Regions from separate parts of the Homo sapiens genome. Here all the other regions are linked to region 1. Evidence: chromatin loops called from intact Hi-C (ENCODE). Cell type or tissue: B cell. All regions are shown on one strand. Region 1 overlaps PDYN-AS1 (PDYN antisense RNA 1). Region 2 has its middle 93 kb from the start of SIRPA. Region 3 has its middle 51 kb from the start of SIRPA. Region 4 has its middle 120 kb from the start of SIRPA. Region 5 overlaps LOC124904857 (a long non-coding RNA gene).

Evidence for each region. A loop is a pair of places that touch in the nucleus more often than their neighbours do. Peaks named below come from ENCODE experiments on the same cell type or tissue, not always from the same donor. Only the 100,000 strongest peaks of a DNase experiment are listed, where the experiment ranks them.
Region 2: a loop joins it to region 1, with 11 times the contacts of the local background. A loop is called at or near these places in 22 of 110 quality-filtered maps.
Region 3: a loop joins it to region 1, with 11 times the contacts of the local background. A loop is called at or near these places in 3 of 110 quality-filtered maps.
Region 4: a loop joins it to region 1, with 2.7 times the contacts of the local background. A loop is called at or near these places in 13 of 110 quality-filtered maps.
Region 5: a loop joins it to region 1, with 11 times the contacts of the local background. A loop is called at or near these places in 3 of 110 quality-filtered maps.

What each region holds. Positions count from the first base shown.
Region 1 is chr20:1,952,657-1,956,656 of GRCh38, reverse strand. All of the region lies in intron 2 of PDYN-AS1 (PDYN antisense RNA 1), which reads right to left. Among named protein-coding and RNA genes, the nearest start is that of PDYN-AS1, 7.4 kb to the right of the region's middle. RefSeq lists an enhancer at 2,055-2,144. In B cell, no CTCF peak of the experiment used is centred here; DNase peaks (open chromatin) are centred at 1,996, 2,606, 2,716 and 3,726; H3K4me3 peaks cover 2,160 bases; H3K27ac peaks cover 2,254 bases.
Region 2 is chr20:1,800,551-1,804,550 of GRCh38, reverse strand. No RefSeq gene overlaps it. Among named protein-coding and RNA genes, the nearest start is that of SIRPA, 93 kb to the left of the region's middle. RefSeq lists a silencer at 930-1,179. In B cell, CTCF peaks have their summits at 2,062 (motif pointing left) and 2,070 (motif pointing left); DNase peaks (open chromatin) are centred at 160, 840 and 2,040; H3K4me3 peaks cover 1,936 bases; H3K27ac peaks cover 1,858 bases.
Region 3 is chr20:1,842,824-1,846,823 of GRCh38, reverse strand. No RefSeq gene overlaps it. Among named protein-coding and RNA genes, the nearest start is that of SIRPA, 51 kb to the left of the region's middle. In B cell, no CTCF peak of the experiment used is centred here; DNase peaks (open chromatin) are centred at 1,133 and 1,923; H3K4me3 peaks cover 385 bases; H3K27ac peaks cover 1,017 bases.
Region 4 is chr20:1,775,502-1,779,501 of GRCh38, reverse strand. It overlaps the pseudogene LOC100289473. Among named protein-coding and RNA genes, the nearest start is that of SIRPA, 120 kb to the left of the region's middle. In B cell, CTCF peaks have their summits at 1,877 and 2,076 (motif pointing right); DNase peaks (open chromatin) are centred at 2,091 and 2,521; H3K4me3 peaks cover 951 bases; H3K27ac peaks cover 539 bases.
Region 5 is chr20:1,868,555-1,872,554 of GRCh38, reverse strand. LOC124904857 (a long non-coding RNA gene) reads left to right here. Exons shown (of 3, transcript XR_007067496.1): 3 at 369-1,764. Among named protein-coding and RNA genes, the nearest start is that of SIRPA, 25 kb to the left of the region's middle. RefSeq lists an enhancer at 1,528-1,687. In B cell, no CTCF peak of the experiment used is centred here; DNase peaks (open chromatin) are centred at 8, 464, 1,504 and 3,587; H3K27ac peaks cover 696 bases; H3K27me3 peaks cover 492 bases.

The DNA of each region.
Region 1 (4,000 bases):
GAATAATGACTTGAAAAATGTTTTTGAACAATTGTTAAGAAATCTTGATTAAACAATTATATGCATATTCATCATAATTAATACTTCTTGTGTGCTTTACTAATTAACTCATATAATCCTTATAATAATAATAATCTTATGAGGCAGGTACTGTCCTTGTGGACTCAGAAGTTGCATCATGGAGAGGCAGCCTAACTTCCCTGTGGGCAGGTAGTGGGTGGCAGAGCTGGATTCCAACTACTGGTGCTCAGGAAATCTTAGAACACTGAGTCCAGTGCTTCCCAAGGTGTGGTCCCTGGACCAGCAGCCCCACATCACCTGGAACTTGTTAGAAGTGCCAAATCCCAGGCCTGGTCCCAGACCTCCTGATCAAAAGCTCTGGGGGTGGGGCCCAGCAATCTATGTTTGAGCAACCCTTCCAGGTGAATGTATGCTCAGTTTTGAGAGCCACTGTGCAATTGTAAGGGCCGAAGGGAAGCTTCTCCTCTGTCCTCTTAAGGTTTGCTGAAAACGAACTATAATAGACAGATTAGTAAAAGAAAAAGGCATATGAAATTGTATTTAACAAGGCCAGGCATGGTGGCTCATGCCTGTAATTCCACACTTTGGGAGGCCATGGTGAGAGGATCACTTGAAGCCGGAAGTTTGAGACTACCCTGGGTAACAAAACAAGATCCTGTCTCTACAAAAAATTTTTTTAAAAAATTAGCCAGGCATGGTGATATGTGTCCACAGTCCCAGCTACTTGGTAATCAGAGGCAGGAGGATCACTTGAACCCAGGAGTTTGAGGCTGCAGTTGAGCTATGATTGTGCCACTGCACTCCAGCCCAGGCAACAGAAGAACATCTTGCCTCTCAAAAAATAATAATAATAATAAAATAAATTATTTAATGTGAGTAACACAGGGGAATTATAGGAGAATGATTACCCAATAACCCTTATATGCCCTTCTTCATCGGGGAAGGGGAAATGGGAGGTATAGGAGTAAGTGACTTTTTAGGGGAAATGAGTGATCCTAAAGAACAACTGCCTGAGACAAAATTCTTCTGAGCTCTGGGGGAGGTGGCGGGAAGGTAAGGGGCAGACCTTCACTGTAAACAAAGATTGTCTTACTATGCAGATGAAGCGTCCCAGGTGATCTCTAGGAGCTGCTCTCAGAAAAACAAATGAAAGTCTGTCTGAGCACGGTGACTACATCTAGTCTCTTTTCCAGTGGTTAATCTTTCCTGGTTATTTGATGAGATTCCTAGGGACGGGGAGTTTTAAGAAATTGCATTTCTCTTGGAAAGAAGCTTTCTTAGGCAGATAAGAAAATTCCAGCGACAGCCCCTCCTGGTGCTTTGGGAAAGTAAGAGGATCAGAGAGACAGGGAGGCAGGGCAAGGTCAGAAAGAGACCTTGAAACCGCTTCTTCAGTTCAGCACGTCAAAGCGCCAGATTCTGGGGTATTATTTTCTGAGCCTGAATACAACACTATTGCATCTTTTCTCGAAATTTTGTAAAAAGAAAGTATATGTATGTATAAAAAAGTCTGATGGATTGGTCATTAAAATATTAACAGTGTCACTTCTGAATGGTGGGGTTCTGGGTGATTTTTTTATATATATTTTTTTGTTTTATAATTCCAAAAGGTACATAATGAACTTCTGCATCCAAAGTAAAAGAAAAAAATACATGTTCTTTAAAAAAAAAAAAAAAAGAAGAAGGGGCCAGGCACAGAGGCTCACGCCTGTTATCCCAGCACTTTTTGGGAGGCCAAGGTGGGTGAATCACTTGAGGTCAGGGGTTCAAGACCAGCCTGGCCAACATGGTGAAACCCCATCTCTATTAAAAATACAAAATTTAGCCAGGTGTGGTGGCACAGGCTTGTAATCCCAGCTACTTGGAAGGCTGAGGTGGGAGGATCGCTTGAACCAGGGAGGTGGAAACTACAGTGAGCTGAGATTGCACCACTGCACTCCCCTGGGAGACACAGTGAGGCTCTGTCTCAAAAAAAAAAAAAAAAAAAAGGAACTCCGCTTCAATACTCAGTGAGATGGTATATATTTTGGGTAGAAGGGAAGTAGAGAAGAAAATGGTTCCCCTAAATCATACAGCAACTCCAGCAGTTCTTCTTCAGTGTGAATGAATCACCAGGGGGTCTTGTGAAAATGCAGACTTGGCCGGGTGCGGAGGCTCACGCCTGTGATCCCAGCACTTTGGGAGGCCGAGGCGGGCGGATCACGAGGTCAGGAGATCGAGACCACGGTGAAACCCCGTCTCTACTAAAAATACAAAAAAATCAGCCGGGCGTGGTGGTGGGCGCCTGTAGTCCCAGCTACTCGGGAGGCTGAGGCAGGAGAATGGCATGAACCCAGGAGTCGGAGCTTGCGGTGAGCCGAGATCGCGCCACTGCACTCCAGCCTGGGCGACAGAGCGAGACTCCCTCTCAAAAAAAAAAAAAAAAAAAAAAAAAGAAAGAAAAAAAAAGAAAATGCAGACTCAGTGAGGCTTGCGGCTAAGATGCTGCACTCCCAACCAGCTCCCAGAGGATGCTGAAGATGCTGGTCTAGAGTCCACACTTTAAGAAACAAGAGACCAGAGAGACGGAGGCTCTTAATCTCCAGAATGCAAGCTTCACGAGGGGCCTGGTCCCATGATGTGTTTCCAGTGCTGAGAACGGAGCAAAGAATAGTTATCTAATAAATAGATGGAGGTGCGGCAAGCCTCCTCATTCCTGGGGACCCAGAAATGGGGGTTCTGGTCATGGTTCTGTATCTGCTGCCAGTAATACCTTTGGCAAGCTGCGGCCTCCCTGTGATGACAACTGTCACTGGGCAGGGTGACAGCTCTGGACCCTTCTTTCCCATGACCCAATATGCAAGACCGGTTCAGCCTGGGCCAGGGCTACCCAACATGTCAGTCTTGCACCAAACAAAAAGTACCAGGAACTTGGTAACACAGGTGTTCTGAGAAGCCCAAAGAAAGGAACTAGAGATGAAGAAATATCTAAGTTGAGGTTTCCGTAGAAACATTAACTCATCTGCATAGGCTGCATGCTGCATTTGGATTACAGGTTAGGCTCGTAAGCCTGAAATAAATTATATACTCTTCGTATTATTCAACACTGTACTGTATAATAATAAATTATACAGTTATAGGCCTCAGCCCAAGTTATAACAAATTATACCACAGTGTATAATTACCCTGCACTGCACCATATAATAATAAATTAGACAGCTACAAACCTAAGTTGTGACTCCAGAAAGAGGAGAATGAATGGGGGCTACTGATCCATTCCTCTGACCAGTCAGATAAGCCCGGAGCCTGAGAATGAAGAATTTAATTGCTTATTCCTTCCTTCCTCCCTCCCTCTCTTCCTTCCTTCCTCCTTCCCTCCCTCTCTCTTTTCCTTCCTTCCTCCCTCCCTCCCTTCCTTCCTTCCCCTCTTATTCCTTCCTCCTTCTCTCTCTCCCTCCCTCCCTTCCTTCTTCTTTTCCTTCCTTCCTTCCTTCCTTCCTTCCTTCCTTCCTTCCTTCCTTCCTTCCTTCCTTCCTTTCCTTCCTCCCTCCCTCCCTCCATCCCCCTCTCATATTTGAGTGCCTCCCTGGTTTTTGGTGTAGACTTGACCATGGGAGCCTGAGCTGACTTGGAACGAGTCCCCATCTTTGAGGGCTCCCAGGCTGTGGGGTGAAGAGCATGTAAACTGAAAATGAAACAGTGTAACAACAGCTGCTGTGGAAAGAGTAAATTAATCACAGCGGCCTTGGTATCAGGTGTCTACCAGGTAGCAGGCATCAGCACAGGTGTTAACTCCTCATGCCCTGGGGGTAGGTATCATCGTCTCCATTTGACAGGTGAAGCGAGCAGAGCTAACACAAAATGTGACTCGCTTAAGGTCACACAACTATTATAGAAATGGTGGGTGGGAATTTTCACCCAGGACTGTCTATCTGACGGTTAGATTTCTCTGAGGGTGCTACCCAGTCGAGTCAGCTTGGAAAGCAAAAATCAAGTGTCA
Region 2 (4,000 bases), 150 kb after region 1:
CAGCTCTCTCTTGGGCGTGTCACCACTTTACATCCTTCCTAGTACAGCCAAAACTGGTGTAATGGAGTGTGCAAAAGCTTCCACTTGGGGCTGGACTGGCTGGGTCGAAACCCAGGCTGGGCCCAATATTCTCAAGTGCCGAGCCTACCTACTGCGCACTTGAGGCTATTGTTCAACCTGGTTCCCCACATATCGTGCAACCTGTTGTTTCTCCACCTATCGTGCAACCTGTTTCTCCACATATTGTTCAACTTCCTATTTCCCTTCAATAGATTATTCAACCAGCATTTTCCTATCTGTACAAGGGAGTGAGGATTACATGACCTAATGTGCATATAGCATAGAGCAGAGCCTGGCATAAGCGCTGCATTGGTGTTTGCTACGATATTAACACTTGTTGCTATTTGAAATTATTTTGTCTGTATGTTTCTTGTTTATTTCCCTCTTCTCTCTGACAGGCAAACTCCCCACAACAGCCTCCTCAACGCTGCCTCCCACAGTGCTTGGACAAAATAATTACAGCAAGATGCGGGCACTGAGCTGACTCCTTATGTAGGACATCCCAGTGCAGGTAGAGAAACTGAGGGACAGTTGGAGGTTCCTTGCCCTTGGTGATGCGGTGAGAGGGCCTGCAGGCACCAGCCCGGCCGCCCGCACCGCTTCTCGCGGACCCCAGCGGAGCCGCGCTTCTCGTGCCGCTCCTGAGGGTTTCCGCGGCGCCGGCGTTTTTGTTCCCGGCGCGTTTAAGTCGTTGAGGCCGAATCAAGCGAAGGCGGAAAAGCGGCGCGCAGCCCGCGTCAGCTGCAGTTCCGTCCCCCTGGTTCCCGGTGCGCTAACAAAGGCATTTGCATGAAAACAGGAACCCCGTCTGCAGAAAGGACTCGTTGGCGGGGTGCATCGTGCGCTCCAGTGCCCCTACCGCGGCGCCCCGCTCCCCAGGTGGGGAAGAAGCGGGGTGCGGGGACTGGCCCCAAACACGGCTCGGCCGGCGGGGACCGGCACGCTGCGGCCCGGGCGACCCCCTTCTCCGCCCCTTTCCCAGGCCGGCGGAAACGGCCGTCTCGGGCGTGGGCGCGCTTCTGCGGACTCCTCGGGACCTTTTACCCAGGCGTGCGGCCGGGGCGCCCGGGGCCTCGGGGAGCCGGCGCCAGCGTGCGGAGCGCAGCGGAGCGGAGGGAGCGGCGGGAGCGGCGTCCGTGGCTGGTCCAGGTCTGGGGCGCAGCCTCCAGGCTCGCCCTGCGCCGCTCTGGGCCTCGGCCTCTTCGCCTGTTCGACCGGGGCGCAAGCGTGTCACAGCGCCTGTCTGCAGGGGGAAGCGGGCTTCCCAGAGGGGCGCGTGGCTCGCAGAGGGGCTCCGGGAATATCCGCTCCGTTGGCCCTTTCCAGAGCTTTTCCTTAGCTGCTTCTCCTTTGAAATCCGCCTTTTTCCCAGCAGCCCTTGGAGGCAGGATAAATTAAGTGGTAAAAGCAGAGGATTAGGAACCGGGAACCCTGGATTCAAATCCTGCCCGCCGCTGACCAGCTTTGTAACCATGAGCAGGTTACTCCGCCTCTGGAGGCCTCAGCTTCCCCGTCTGTAAAATGGGGCCTAACACAGTCCAGAAAGTGCTTAGTGCCGCAGTGTCACACACCGAGTGCTTAATTCATTCTTAAAATTATCACTTCCAGCTGTGGGACAGGCGCAGGGTAGAAAGGGGTTTTCTTAAGGTCACAGGCGGGGTCAAAGGCAAACCCTCCGGGTCCTCACAAGTAAGACTTGCGAAGCAGCAAGTTCCCCAAAGGGTCTTATCCAGCCGGGTAAGGAGCGCCGGGGCATCTCCCCCCTCTCTCTCCGCGAAGACGCACAAGCAATGGCTGGCGAACCTACTGCCTGGAATGGGGTTCTTGGGTCGAGACCTTTAAAAAAATAAAGAAGAGGAAGAAGAAAGAAAGAAAACAAACAAACATGCACGCAAAAACGGAATGCCAGAGCCTTTGATCTAGGAGCCAGCTTGCTATTCAGGGCCGACCACCGTCTCGCCGCAGTTCCTCCCCGGGAAGGAAGCCTCGCGCTGCCCTCCGGTGGCAGGCGAGGTAGTGTCGCCTGGGCGCAACTCACAAGCAGGGGTTTACCGGAGAAGCCAGCTTCGCTCTGCGCGGGTGGGGGCTGTGGGGGAGAGAGGAGGGAAAATCGGAATTGTTCCCTGACTGCTGTTTTTTGGTCCCGGTGGATCTTGGGAGTCTTGGAAAGAGAATAATAAGGCTCTCTGCATTTGAAAGGCATAGGAGTTTTTACATTCTGGTTTTATTTATTTTTGAATGGATAACACATTTACACGATTCAAAAGATAAAAAAGAGGATAGCGTGAAAAGGAAGTCTCGCTTCCACTCTTGTTCCCCAGGCACCCAGTTCCCCTTCCTAGAGACAGCCATTGTTACATGTTTCTGTGTACCCACCCGGAGACAGTCCATGCAAATGCAAGTATTTTACAGGATCAATAGTAGCTTGCTCTGTATACTCTTCTGCCTCTTGCTGCTTCGCTTAAAAATGCATCATGGAGTTTGTTCCATGTTGATTCACATAGGGCTGCCTCGTTCTTTTGAACAGCTGCATAATATTCCATTGTTTGGCTCTCCTGTAATTATTTGATCAGTGTTCTATTGATGAGCCTTGAGGCTGCTTCTAATCTTCTGTAATCACAGTGTGTTACAACAAATAAGCACCTACATGCATTGTTATGCCTAGGTGCCAGTGAGGCACATAGCTATTGCGGTATAACAAACCACTCCGAAATTCAGTGGCTTTAAATAGAAAGCTTTTGGTATTGCTCATGTGGGTCAGCTGGGTAGCACTGCTGATCTGGGCCAAGCTCAGCTAACTTTGCATTTGCTCCTTGTGTCTGGGATCAGAAAGGGTGGGTCAGCTGGGGCTGGTTTATTTAGGATGGTCTAAATCACATGTCTGGTAGTTGACTGGCTATCAGCTAGGGTTAGAGGGGTGTTCAGGCTATGTGTCCGTCAACATCTGATAACATGCAGTGCCTCCTGAGACTGTATAACTGGTGTGAATTTACATCCATTACATTCTGTTGGTGCAAACATGTCACAAGCCAGCCCAGATTCAAGAGGTGGGGAAATAGAAATCACTTCTCCCAGGGAGGAGCAGCAAAGTCACACGGCAGAGTATGATGCAAGGGCCCTGAGGTATTGTGGCCATTTAAAAATATATTTATAATGTTATAGTTAGCATTATGGTGATAACATTACCTTTGGATATAAACATTACCTTTGCCATTACCTGACAGACGTTACCTCAAGCCTCAAGGCTCATCAACAGAAGACTGATCAAATAATTAACAACAATAATAATTAACAACAACAATAATTTCAACAGAAGACTGATCAAATAATTAACTAGGCCATCAGGGTTGACATTAAGTGATATTGATATTGATAGCATATTCTCTTGATATAACTTTTTGAGAATGACACTGTACCTCTGTGGTTTTCCTCCCCCAAACCAGTCTAATAATAACCCCAGTCTAATAATGAGAATAGCCTCACAGAATAGCCGCTATGCACAGCCTCCACTTAAGGGATGGGGAGTTATGCTTCACTTCCTTGAGGGGGCAGTATGTAATAAGTTATTTGGAATTCTTCTGCTACTGGTTTATTCAGTCATTTATTCTATCCGTGTGCACTCATGGATATTTATTTTGTACTTTTCATTATAATCCAATACTATGTTATTTATATTGTTGCTTAAATTGTTCCAGTTTTGGCGCCTGGGAGCTCTCTCTATTGGCTCCTGTTTCCCTTTGCCATAATTTTTTGTTATGTTTTTGAGCCCTTCCTTACTTTCTGGCACTAAAGCTGCTCCAGACTCATCTTGCATATTTTCTTCCCAGCCCTAGAATCAGCCGTTTCTCCAGGGAGCCCGGTTCCTTTCACTGGAGAATGTTCTTAGAAACAGATCTGGATGGTGGGTTTGCATGTTGCTATTGGGGACCCACTACCAGGG
Region 3 (4,000 bases), 110 kb after region 1:
ATAATGGATGACTTTAACCATTTTAACAAGTTGAATTGGATGAGAAAATGGAAGTTTCATAGTAGGAAGTGACCAGGGGGTGAGGGCATTGGGATTCCAACCTCAGACTGACAGCAGAGCTTTTGTTCTGTTAGTCTGCCTTTAGCTACCAGCTCTCCCAGAGACCTGGGCTCAGTTCACCAGTTTATTCACAATGAAGGATCCAGGTGGCCGGTCCCCATGGCACCTCACTGTGGCCAGGTCTCTGAAGAGTAGAGCCAGCTCAGATGCAAGCTTCCCCACTTGGCCTTCCAGACCCCTACCATCTGGCCCCATCCACTTTTTCCTTCCCATTCCCAGGGCTCCCCTGCAGAGAGCCAAGCTGGCCCCTTCCTCTGCCAGAACCACTCTCCACCTTGTTCTCCATCTTTCCACTCCATCCCAAACATGGCTCTTCTGTGTCTCATTCAATGAGCTGGGTCACTTAACATGTATTTAATCAGCTTGGATTCTGGTCTCTTCACTTACCAGCTGTGTGAGTTAAGTAAACAATTCGCTTCTCTGTGCCTCAGTTTCCAAACCCATGAAGTGGGGACAATGGAAGGACCTATCTCAGGGAAATGGCATGAGGATTGGCAAGTTAGACCATGTATCAATACAGAACCAATACAGTGCCTGCCTCTCAGCCAGTCCTTAGTAAGTGTTAGCCATCATTAACAGTGACAGCTATGATGTGGGGACACAAAGGTGGCTCAGGCCTGACTCTGCTCTCTTGGATCCCCCAATCCCGAGGGGCATCAGGCGTGTAAACCCAATCCCTGTGATCAGGGATAGAGATGGCACAGGCCGGGGACAGCCTGGAAGAGGGGCACTTCCTTTGCCTGCCTGTCTAGCCACTTGGCCGATCAGAGGGACAAAGTCACTGGGCTGTGAAAAGTCCAGCTGGCCAGGCCATGGCAGGAGCCCCCTCCTGCTGGCCCTTCCTCCAGTCCCCACCCCAGCCAGCCACATTTGCTCTTGTCAGGCAGAGGAGGCTGGGCACTGCACATGCGGGGCTAAGACTGAGGTTGTGCACACAGAGACGTAGGTAAGGTGTGAACTTAGGCATGCCAACTTGCATGCTACGAGGCATATCAGCTGGGGCAAGTGTGCTCAGTCAGCCAGATAGACCCAGACAGACACATGCACGCAGAAAGAGCCCTAACATCACAACGGCTCACACATGGCTCCTAGTATGTGCCAGGCATCAATCCGAGCATTCCACATATATTCATTTGTTTGATCCTCACAACAACCTTATAAGGTATGTTTTATTAATATGCCCATTTTACTGATAAGGAAAGTGAAGCAGAGAGGGGGTTGAGTAATTTGCTCAAGGTCATACCCAGTAAGTGGCAGACCTAGATTCCAACCCAGGGAGTCAGGCTACAGAGACAGAACTCTTAACAGCTGTGCAGATCCATGAAACACATGCACAATGACACACACTCATTTTGGACATGCAGACATGGATACATGCCTCCTGATGAACATGGATACCTTCCCAGGTATGTATAAACACAAAGACAAGACGATGTATAAACACAAAGGGATGTATAAACACAAAGACAAGGGATGTATAAACACAGAGATGTATAAACACAAAGACAAGATGAAGATGCCCATGCACACTTGCATTCACACAGTTGGGGAGGGCTAAGTAAACCACTGTTTAACTTGTGGGCAGCAGACTCAAGACCCCTATGCAGCCATAAACACTCAGGCAGACACACTCAGAGGTAGGAATGCACATGCTGTGTGTACACGTGCTAAGACTCCTTCCACAACCAACACACAGAGAAACGGAAAACAGCAATCACGATGGATTCTTATAGTATCTGCTCAGGCTCTTAGCTGACTTCTCAGTTTCCCTTCCTCTCTACGGCAGCAGCAGCCCCAGAAGGGTGGGGGCTTCCCCCATGTGATTCCCCAACGTGTTTGGCGCAATGCCTGGTAATAACATACGCTCACCCTTTCTGGCTTTCCTCACTAGAAAGAGTGTCAGGCCCTTTGCAGTTAAAAGCTTCACTTTACAGTCAGACAGGCCCAAGATATTGCTCTCAGCTGCCCTACTTGTGAGGCAAGGGATTTCACCATTCCAAGCCCACCACTCTCCCCCTAGAACGTGTCCTAGCCACGGTGGCCATTGCTCCTGTACACCAGGGATGTGCCCACCTCAGGGACTTTGCACTTGCCTTTGCCTGGATAAATCCCTGGCTAAGTACGTTTTGTGTTGCTATAGCACTATACCACAGAATGGGTAATTTATAAAGAATGGAAATTTTCTTTGGCTCATGGGTTGGAGGCTGGGAAGTCCAAAATCCAGGGGGGCTGCATCTGGTAAGGGCCTTCTTGCTCCATCATCCCATGGCAGAAGGTGGAAGGACAAAGGGGTTGGGAAAGAAAGAGAGAGAAGAAGGGAGTCATACTCATCCTTTTATTAGGAATGCACTCTCTCTTTCTTTTCTTTTCTTGTCTTTTTTTTTTTTGGAGATAGAGTCTCACTCGGCCGCCCAGGCTGGAATGCAGTGGTGCAATCTCGCTCACTGCAACCTCCACTTTCCAGGTTCAAGTGATTCTTCTGCCTCAGCCTCCTGGGATTATAGGCACCTGACACCACATCCAGCTAATTTTTGTATTTTTAGTAGAGACAGAATTTTGCCATGTTTGGCCAGGCTGGTCTTAAACTCCTGACCTCAGGTGATCCGCCTGCCTCAGCTTCCCAAAGTGCTGAAATTACAGATGTGAGCCACCACGCCTGGCCTAGGAACCCACTCTGTCAGTAACCCACTCCTGTGATAACAGCGTCAATTCATTCATGAAGGCAGAGTCCTCATGACCTGATCATGTCTTTAAAGTGCCCCTCTTAACACTGTTGCATTGAGGATTATGTTTCCAACACATGAGCTTTAGGGGACACAGTAAAATCAGAGCACCCCTTCACCTCCTTTAGGTCTTAAATGTCACCTTCCCAGTGAGGGCTTTCCTGGTGTCGCTGTTAAATTGCAAACCTCCACTCACCTCCCTTGCTCTCTCTACTCTCGCCCCTTCACTCTGTACACTTCTCCATTCTGTTCCCTGCCCCAACAGACTTGTTTTAATTATTTATTTATTGTTCATCTGCCCCACTGAAGTGTAAGCTCCATGAGAGCAGGATTGCTTCTTCACTCTGGTGTCTCCCGAGCCCAGAACCATGCCTGGTGTGTAGCAGGAGCTCGGTGACTCTGGGGAATGCAGAATGCGCTTCGCTTCATAGAAGGGTAGGAGTAACAACGCCCTTGCAGGGTAGTTGGGAGGCTGGGGAGAATCACTCATAGACGCTACATGGGACATAGCATCACCTCAGAGCTCTTTTTTAAAACTCACATACCTATGATCTGCATGGTAAGAGTTGCATGCAGCAGCTGAGTGAACTCAGTGAACCCTGAAAGGGCCCCTTGACAGCCACTCCCCCATCCTCTTTGCCCACCCTCCTCCCCGGTTCACCACTGTATGTTGGTGGACATGTTTCCAGGCCTTTCCCATATATTTACATCTGCACAGATATAACATGTGTGTCATAGGTATGCATCATACATCAATAAGATCATTCTCCATTTATTTGATAACTATTCATTGAGCACCTACTATGTGCCAGGCATTGTTGTGAGGCATGAAAAAGTGAGATTCCTACCCTCCAGAGCTGACACTCTAACAGAGTAGCCAGCAGACAAAGCTAAAGTATTCTTCCAGGTAGTGATATTAATACATGTTATGAAAGACATACATTTAGGTAAAGGGATAGAGGAGGATAGGAGTGGGGTTGTGGGGGGGTGCTTTCAGTCCAGGGGGTCAAGGAAATGTCTCCTCTGAGGAGACATTTGACTTGAGCTTGGAGGATGGGGAGGAACAAGCCCTGCAGATATCCAGGACAGATTCTTGGTAGAGAGGACATTGGGTGCCAAGGCCCCAAGCATGGCATGAAATTAGTGGGTTGGAGAAC
Region 4 (4,000 bases), 180 kb after region 1:
CTGGGTTTTAATCCTAGCTGTGCCACTTTACAACTTGTGGGATCTTGTGAGTTACTTGACTATTTAATACCAGTTTCTTTATATAACAGGAAAAAAATGAGGACCTACTTCATAGCTGTCCTGTGAAGATTAAATGAATTATTCCTTATAAAACACACATAACAGTGCCTGGCATGCAGTGACTTACTTACGAATGTTTGATCTTGTTATTATCTGGTCCCAGACTCCCTTTCTAAACATCTTTGTTCTATTAATGTCATTGTTACAGTTTTTTTTTTAAATGTTTATTATTCATTTAATAATAATGAATATCCACTGTATGCCAGACCCTGTGCTCAGTGCTGGGGATGCAGCAACGAGCAAAATAAAGTCCCTGTCGTCATGGGCATCACCTTTTACTAATTCTTAAAATTATATTTTCTGATATGAAATATTTCAAAAATACAGAATATAGCAGACACCCAGGTACCCTTACCCATATTTAATGAATATTAACATTTAGCCCTATTTGCTTTACATTACGCATACAAGAAAAAAATATTTCTTTAAAAAAAGGCGAGAGACCTTGAGGCTGTTCCCTGGGAGAGGGAAGCATGGGTGGCCACAGGCAGGGGCTGATTTCACCAGGTCTTACTTCCTATTCCTCTGTCTAGTTGTCCCCACCCTGAAGATCACCACTGAAACCTCTGGGACCCATGTACATGTGCAAGACAGAGTGAATCTCACCTGCCACGTCCTCCACTTCTATCCCGCCCACCTGCGACTCACCTGGATGGAGAACAGGAGCATGATCCAGACCCTGGTGTCCCCTCGTCCCCTCAGGCCACCAGAAATCCAGATGGGACATACTCTCTGGAGCACACGTGGCAGGCAGAGGCCACGCTGGAGGAGCGTGAGTTTGCTTGCTGGGTGGTCCACGATGAGCAGCCCCCACTCAAGGCCAACGTCACCCTGCAAGCCCAGGTGCGCAGGCAGGGGAAAGGTGGGTACAGCCTCTGGCCCAGCCCCTCTGGACATCCCCTGTGGGCAGCACGGCTGGGGAGGGTCAGAGACTCAGGGCGGCATTGGATGATGGTGAAGGAAGGAAGGATACCCGCAGCTGGTGATACAACTCTCACACATTCGCCCCCAGACTCCACTTCTCACGCCTTCCTCCACACCCTCCCCAAGAAGAAAGGGTGGGACTCCCCTTCCCTAATTCCATGCATTCTTGATGTTGAAAGTTCTCCACCTTAACACTTGACTGCAAGAAATGGCAGAGGTTAAGGACTGCTGAGCACCAAAGTGCCTTCTAGAAAGGCTATTAATCAAGACTGGCACAGTTGAAAGTTTCTGGATGGCAACTTTAAACAGAGGCCAGAATTCTGAATTCAGCTGGAAAAGAGGGTCCATGCACGGCCTTACGTAGGGTCAGGGCAGGCCCTTACACGGGGTCAGGACAGACCCTTACATGGGGTCAGGACAGGCCCTTACACGGGGTCAAACAGATCCTCCTCCTCCTTTCCCTTTCCTTTTCCCCCTCACTTTCCTTCTCCTTCCATCCTTCTCTTTTTCCTTGTCCTCTTCACTTTCTCTCTTTTTTGAGTATTTTTATATTATCTTATTATTATTTTTTTAACTTTGGTTTTAGGTCTGGGCCCATGTGCAGGTTTTTACATAGGTAAACTGTGTTGGGGGCAGTTTGGTGTACAGCCTCTGTTATTTTTTGACTTTTTAATAATAGCCATTCTGGCTGGTGTGGGATGGTATCTCATTGTGGTTTTAATTTGCATTTCTTTAATGATTAGCGATGAACATTCTTTCACATGCTTGTTTACCGCGGGTGTGTCTTCTTTTGAAAAGTAGCTGTTCACATCCTTCGCCCACTTTTTAATGGTGTTATTTTTTTACTTGTTAGTTTATTTAAGTTCCTTATAGATTGTGGATCTTCGACCTTTGTCGGATGCGCGCTTTGCGAATATTTTCTCCCATTTTGTGGGTCGTCTGTTGGCCGTGCTGATCGTTTCTCTGGCCCGCCTTGCCGCCTGGAATCTCTGCCTCCGTCTCTCGCTCACTCTTTGCGGCCTCAAACCGTTTTCTCCACAAGAGGGAGCTGTCGGCCGGCAGTTCAGACCCAGAGAGCGCGGGCGGCGCTCCTTCCGCCCGGCTGGGATGAGCTCGGGAGAATGAACTACCGGCCCAGAGGCTGGGATGAGCTCGGGAGAATGAACTACCGGCCCAGAGGCTGGGATGAGCTCGGGAGAATGAACTACCGGCCCAGAGGCTGGGATGAGCTCGGGAGAATGAATTACTGGCCCAGAGTGGGCCGGCTGGGCGGTGGGGGCGCTCAGTGTCCGAGAGGGTGGGTGGAGGTCATTAGGATCGGCCGGGCCTTGTGAGCTAGGGGTAAGCCAGCCTATGGACCCACAGCCCTCCAGAACCACGTGAAGTCAAAAAGGACAGTCCCCTGGGGGCAGTGAGGGTGGATGCCTCGGAGTATTACAGCGCAGGCCGCTGCCAGGGTAAGGGTGCCGGACCGGCAACAACAGCCCATCTTCCCACCAGGGCCCTCCACCTCGCATTCTCTCTCTCCCTGACGGAATTGGCCTCTTATCTGGCTGCTGTAAGAATTCTTAAGAGGAATGATCCCACTCAGCTTTCAGTCTCCCCGTGCCTTTTTGTCTGTTGTCCAGCAGAGAGAAGAAAAACACTCACCCAGCAGGATATACAGGTCTGGCTGAAAAACTCAAAACTGGTCCTTTCTGATCAGAAGCAAGTTACGATACTTCTTTATTGACTCATGCTGGTTTTTTCTTCTTTTATTTTTCTCTTTTGCCTGCATGCGGTATATCTGGCCCACTGCTGCAACATTAACCCCCTGGGAGCATCCTTTTGATTATATGGCTCCGCTATGCAGCTTTGTGGGGCCCCGTGGTCTGCAGGGGGAAGGGCAGCCCCTTCCTTTTCTGGCATTTAGGCCCCTTTCTATTTGGTGTTAACAAAGCATTGCAGCTATCCTTCCCCAACCTGGCCCATAAATGCCTTCATCAGCACCCTCACCTGTTACGAACTCCCCACTCTGTCTCTGTTCCTACTGGGTGACACCCGTAGAGCATTTACTGCACACTAGGCATCCTCAAATACATTATCTGATCCTACAACAGAGCCCAGAGCTAGCACAGGGACCAAGGTCTCAGAGGTTCCAAACAGCATAGCTGGGGTTAGAATGCAGGCGTGTCTGTTCAAAAATTCAATGTGTTTTTCTGCATTTTTCTTTCCTATCCTGCCCGAGAATACAAAGCTTAGTGTTATCTCAAGTCTCTTCTCAAATCTCAATTTTAAATGCTCTATTTCTGATATTTATTTCTTCCTGAATTGTGTGGTCTTATCGGTCCATACCAGTTAGTTCTCACAATTAGTATTTAAACTACAAGGGCGTTCCCAAAGTCCCCCGACCTGGGGTTTTATTCCATTTACACCCATCTTCCGTGATTAGACTCTCACATCCTTGAAGCAGGGACTGGCTCTTATGTTTCGAGGTGGCCAAACGTCGGAGTCAAACAGATCAGTGTCCCCAGCCATGTGACCTAAGACAAAACAACTCCCTTTCTTTTTTTGAGATGGAGTTTTGCTCTTATGGCCCAGGCTGGAGTGCAATGGTGTGATTTCAGTTCACTGCAATCTCTGCCTCTCGGGTTCAAGTGATTCTCCTGCCTCAGCTTCCCAAGTAGCTGGGATTACAGGCACACACCACCATGGCCAGCTAATTTTGTATTTTTAGTAGAGATGGGGTTTCACCGTGTTGGTCAGGCTGGTCTCGAACTCCTGAACTCAGGTGATCCACCTACCTCGGCCTCCCAAAGTGCTGGGTTACAGGCGTGAGCCACCACACCTGGCCGCAACTCCCTTTCTGAGTCAAGTTTTCCATTGTTGTAATGACAATTGTTATACCCACCTCAAAGAGCCCTGCTTAAGATTCCTTTCCTTGACTCCTGCTTGGCATCTGGACAATGGGGCCCAT
Region 5 (4,000 bases), 84 kb after region 1:
GCTACGGTGGCTCTGGTTGTCACTATTATGTGGACTATTATGTCTACTGTGCACCTGCCAGATATCCTCTGGGTACATTGGTGCCATACCTTCACCCTGTGACTGGGGCGCAGGAGCCCTGGGGATGCCCCACTCACCCTTCCAGGCAAGAATGAGTCCTCCCATTTTACAGATGAGGTAACAGAGGCTCAGAGAGGCAAAGTGATGGGCTGTGGGACACACATCTGGAAAATGGTACAGTCAGCACATACACACGCACACATCTGGCTGTGCTCTGGTTGCCTCTAACAAGCATTTATTGAGCCCCTGCTGTATACCGAGCATTTGTGATATTTGTGAGCATAGTCATTACCTACATCCTCTCATAGGCTGGAGGCAGCGTAAGAGGAAGGAGATCCTCCTACATGGCGTGATGGGTGCAGCAGCAGCAGCAGGTGACACTCATGCAATGTGCCAGGCACACACCCAAGGATGTCTCATCACTCCATGCCACAGCCCTGTGGTCACGTGGTGAACATAGCTTGGGTGGTGATGAGCAGCCAGCCTTGGTCCAGCCCCTGTTCTCAAGTGTGGGTGGTCTTGGGTTGACTGGGGTTGGGGGGAGGTTAGGAAACAAGCCCTGTGACCATTGGACCTTTCTCAGGTAGTGGTGGGCGGTGTGAGCTTTATGTCTTTGCTCTCAGGACAACACAGAGCAGCTGATAATGCTGCTGTTCATTGACCCTGTGATGGTACTGTGGTGTAGTTTATACAATTGAACCTTCGGATTTCACTTACTACCTGAGGGTGGGTTTTTAATGGTCTGTTATTATTATCTCCATTTTACAGATGAAGAAAACTGAGGTTCAGAGATTCTAAGTAGGGAGGATTTGAATCTGGCGCTTGATTGCCAAGGCCTGTCCCCTAACTGCCTCCTGGTTCTCTGGGGAGGGAGGGATGAGGCAGGTCAGGGGCTCTGGGCTGGCTTCCCAAAGGAGGAGGTGAGGGCTAGACTGAGACTTGACGGACAAGCAGGCGTGGGACTGATGGAGCGCGTGTGTGTGTGTGTGTGGAGAGGGGGTGGCGGCTTGGGCAGGGCTTACTAGGTGGGGCCCAGCGGGGCTGGAAGGTGGGAGCAGGGGAGCCGGCTGCAATCTCAGCTTGTCACCTGGGTTACCCTGTGTTAGTAAAATCAAAGTGAGGTCACGCCCCCTCCTGCACTCAGAAGACTCCTGTGGCTCCACGTTGCATGTGGAGGAAAAGCCGAAGTTCTGACAGTGGCCTGCCAGGCCCTGCCCTGGCTGACCCCGGCCACTCCTCTGACCTCATGTCCAGTCTAGGTCCCCTTTGCTCACTGAGCTCAGGCCGTGCATTCAGGAACCACGTCAGGGATGCTCACGGCCCTTCTGCCTGCAAAGCTCTGCTCGGAGATATCTAGAGGGCCCCCTTACCTTGCCAAATCTTTTCATAGACAGGCCTTCCCTGACCATCTTATTTAAAATTGTGACATCCCCCTTTCCGCACCCCTGCCTCTCACACTCTCGCTTCCCCTTTCTTGGTTTAATTGCTACTTTTTCACAGCACTTATCAGCATCTGACATGCTATGTATTTTACTTGCTTATTTGTTTAGTGCCTGGCAGTCCCTGTAATGACGTCAGCTTTAACTGAGATTTTGTCCATGTTATTCACTGCTATATCCCCAGAGCCTAGAACAATGCCTGGCACATACTAGGTGCTCAATAAAATAAATTGTTGCCTAAATAAAAATACCAGCAATGACCCCATCTCATCATCATCCCTCTGCAAGTCATTTTATTTTTTTTCCAGTTTTGGAAGTTGAGGCTCAGAGAAAGCAAGGAGCTTACCCATGGTCATGTAGCGAGTAAAGGGGCAGGGTGGGTGCCCAGCTCTCCTCAGGAAAGAAGGACTTACTGCCCAGCTATTGGTGGTGCAGCAAAGTCCCTGTTGGAGATTGCCCAGTTAAGGAGAGCAGTCTTGCCTGAGGTCATGTCCCCTCCCTGGGCAGCTCATATCTGATGACCGATTTATTCAGGCTCTAAAGGCCCAGCCCAAGCCACTGACCGCAGCCCCAGGCTCTGGTGGCAGTGGAGAGAGAAGCACAGCTTACTTACACCTGACAGCCCTAGGCAGAATGTTTTAGATGCCATATAAGTTGAATTATGTCTTCTCCCACCCGCACCAAATTCATATGTTGAAGCCCCAACCCCCAACACCTTAGCATGTGACTGTATTTGGAGATTGGGTCTTTAAAAAGGTAATTAATTACATGAGGTCATTGAGGGTGGATCTTAATTCAGTATGACTGGTGTCCTTTATAAGGACAACTTTATAAGAAGAGGAGATTAGGATGCAGACACACACAGAGGGAAGACCAGGTAAAGACACAGAAAGAAACAGCCATCTACAAGCCGAGGAGAGAGGCCTCAGAAGAAACCAGCCCTGCCAACACCTTGATCTTGGACTTCTAGCCCCCAGAATTGTGAGACAATAAACTTCTGTTGTTGAAGCACCAGAATATCCTGTGGCTCCGCATTGTGTGCAGAGGAAAAGCGAAAGTCCTTAGAGTGACCCCCAAGGCCCTGCCCTATCTTCTCTCTCTAGACCATAAGTTCCCTGGGAGACGGGTGCTTGTCTGTCTTCTATACTGTGTCTCCAGTATCTAGTGTAGTGTCAGAAACACAGCAAGTGCTCAATAAGTATTGATTGATTGGATTTGCAAAATGACCAGATGTACAAAGTCATTGTGATGCTTAAGTGAGGTTTTAATTGTGAAGCATCATGGCACAAAACAACAGAAATTTATTGTCTCACAATTCTGGGGGCTAGAAGTTCATGATCAAGGGGTCAGCAGGGTTGGTTTCTTTTGAAGCACCAGTATCACAGCCAATTGTGACACTTCGTTTTTTGTTTGTTTGTTTTTGTTTGTGTTTTGAGTTGGAGTCTCACTCTGTCTCCCAGGCTGGAGTGCAGTGGCATGATCTTGGCTCACTGCAACCTCCACCTCTTGGGTTCAAGCCATTCTTCTGCCTCAACCTCCCAAGTAGCTGGGATTACAGGCACCCGCCACCATGCCCTGCTAATTTTTGTATTTTTAGTAGAGAGGAGATTTCACCATGTTGGCCAGGCTAGTCTTGAATTCCTGACCTCAAGTGATCTACCCGCCTCAGTCTCCCAAAGTGCTGGGATTACAGTCATGAGCCACAGCGGCTGGTCGAGTGTGATACTTCGTTATGGCAGCGCTAGCAAATTAATCCAGTGCATTTGCTCATCCAGTCCTTACAAGATCTGCACAGTAAGTCTCATAATTACCCCATTCTGCAGATAAGGAAACAGGCTCAGAGAGGGACAGCGACTTGCCCAACATGACCCAGTTCAGCTCTGTTCTGACCCCAAAGCCAGAGGCAGCGTGCAGTCTAGTGAGAAGATGGGCTTTCACAAGCAAAACTGATGAAGCTGCCTTGGCCATCTGCCCTCATGACTGGGCAGTGCTGTGTGAGCTCAGAGGACCAAGGGCTCCATTTAGGGCAGTCAGCCAGGCTTCCTGCAGGAGGCAGAAGCCCCTGGGCCTTGCAGAGTAAGTACAATTTCGTTAAGGATAGTGAAACCACAGAATTCAGGGTAGACAGCTGCTGTTCAGGGGTGTGGAGGGAGGAATCCTCATGGCCTCCTTGGGTAGGTGCCTCAGTTGCTCATTTGGACAGAGCACAGGGTCCAAACTAGGTCATGGCCGGTCGGGGGAGGAGAGGAGGAAGTGAAGAATTGACGCCAGGTGAATCATCTGGCATGTGTAGTGTGAAGTTATCACATGAGACTGGATTTTAATGTTTTGGTTTTAGGACCCCTTTATACTCTTAAAAATTACTGTGGACCCCAAAGAATTTTGTTTATGTCAGTTTATCTATTGATAGTTACCATGTTAGGAATTAAAACATTTAAGAAACACACTTGGCCAGGTGTGGTGACTCATGCCTATAATCCCATCACTTCAGAAGGCTGAGG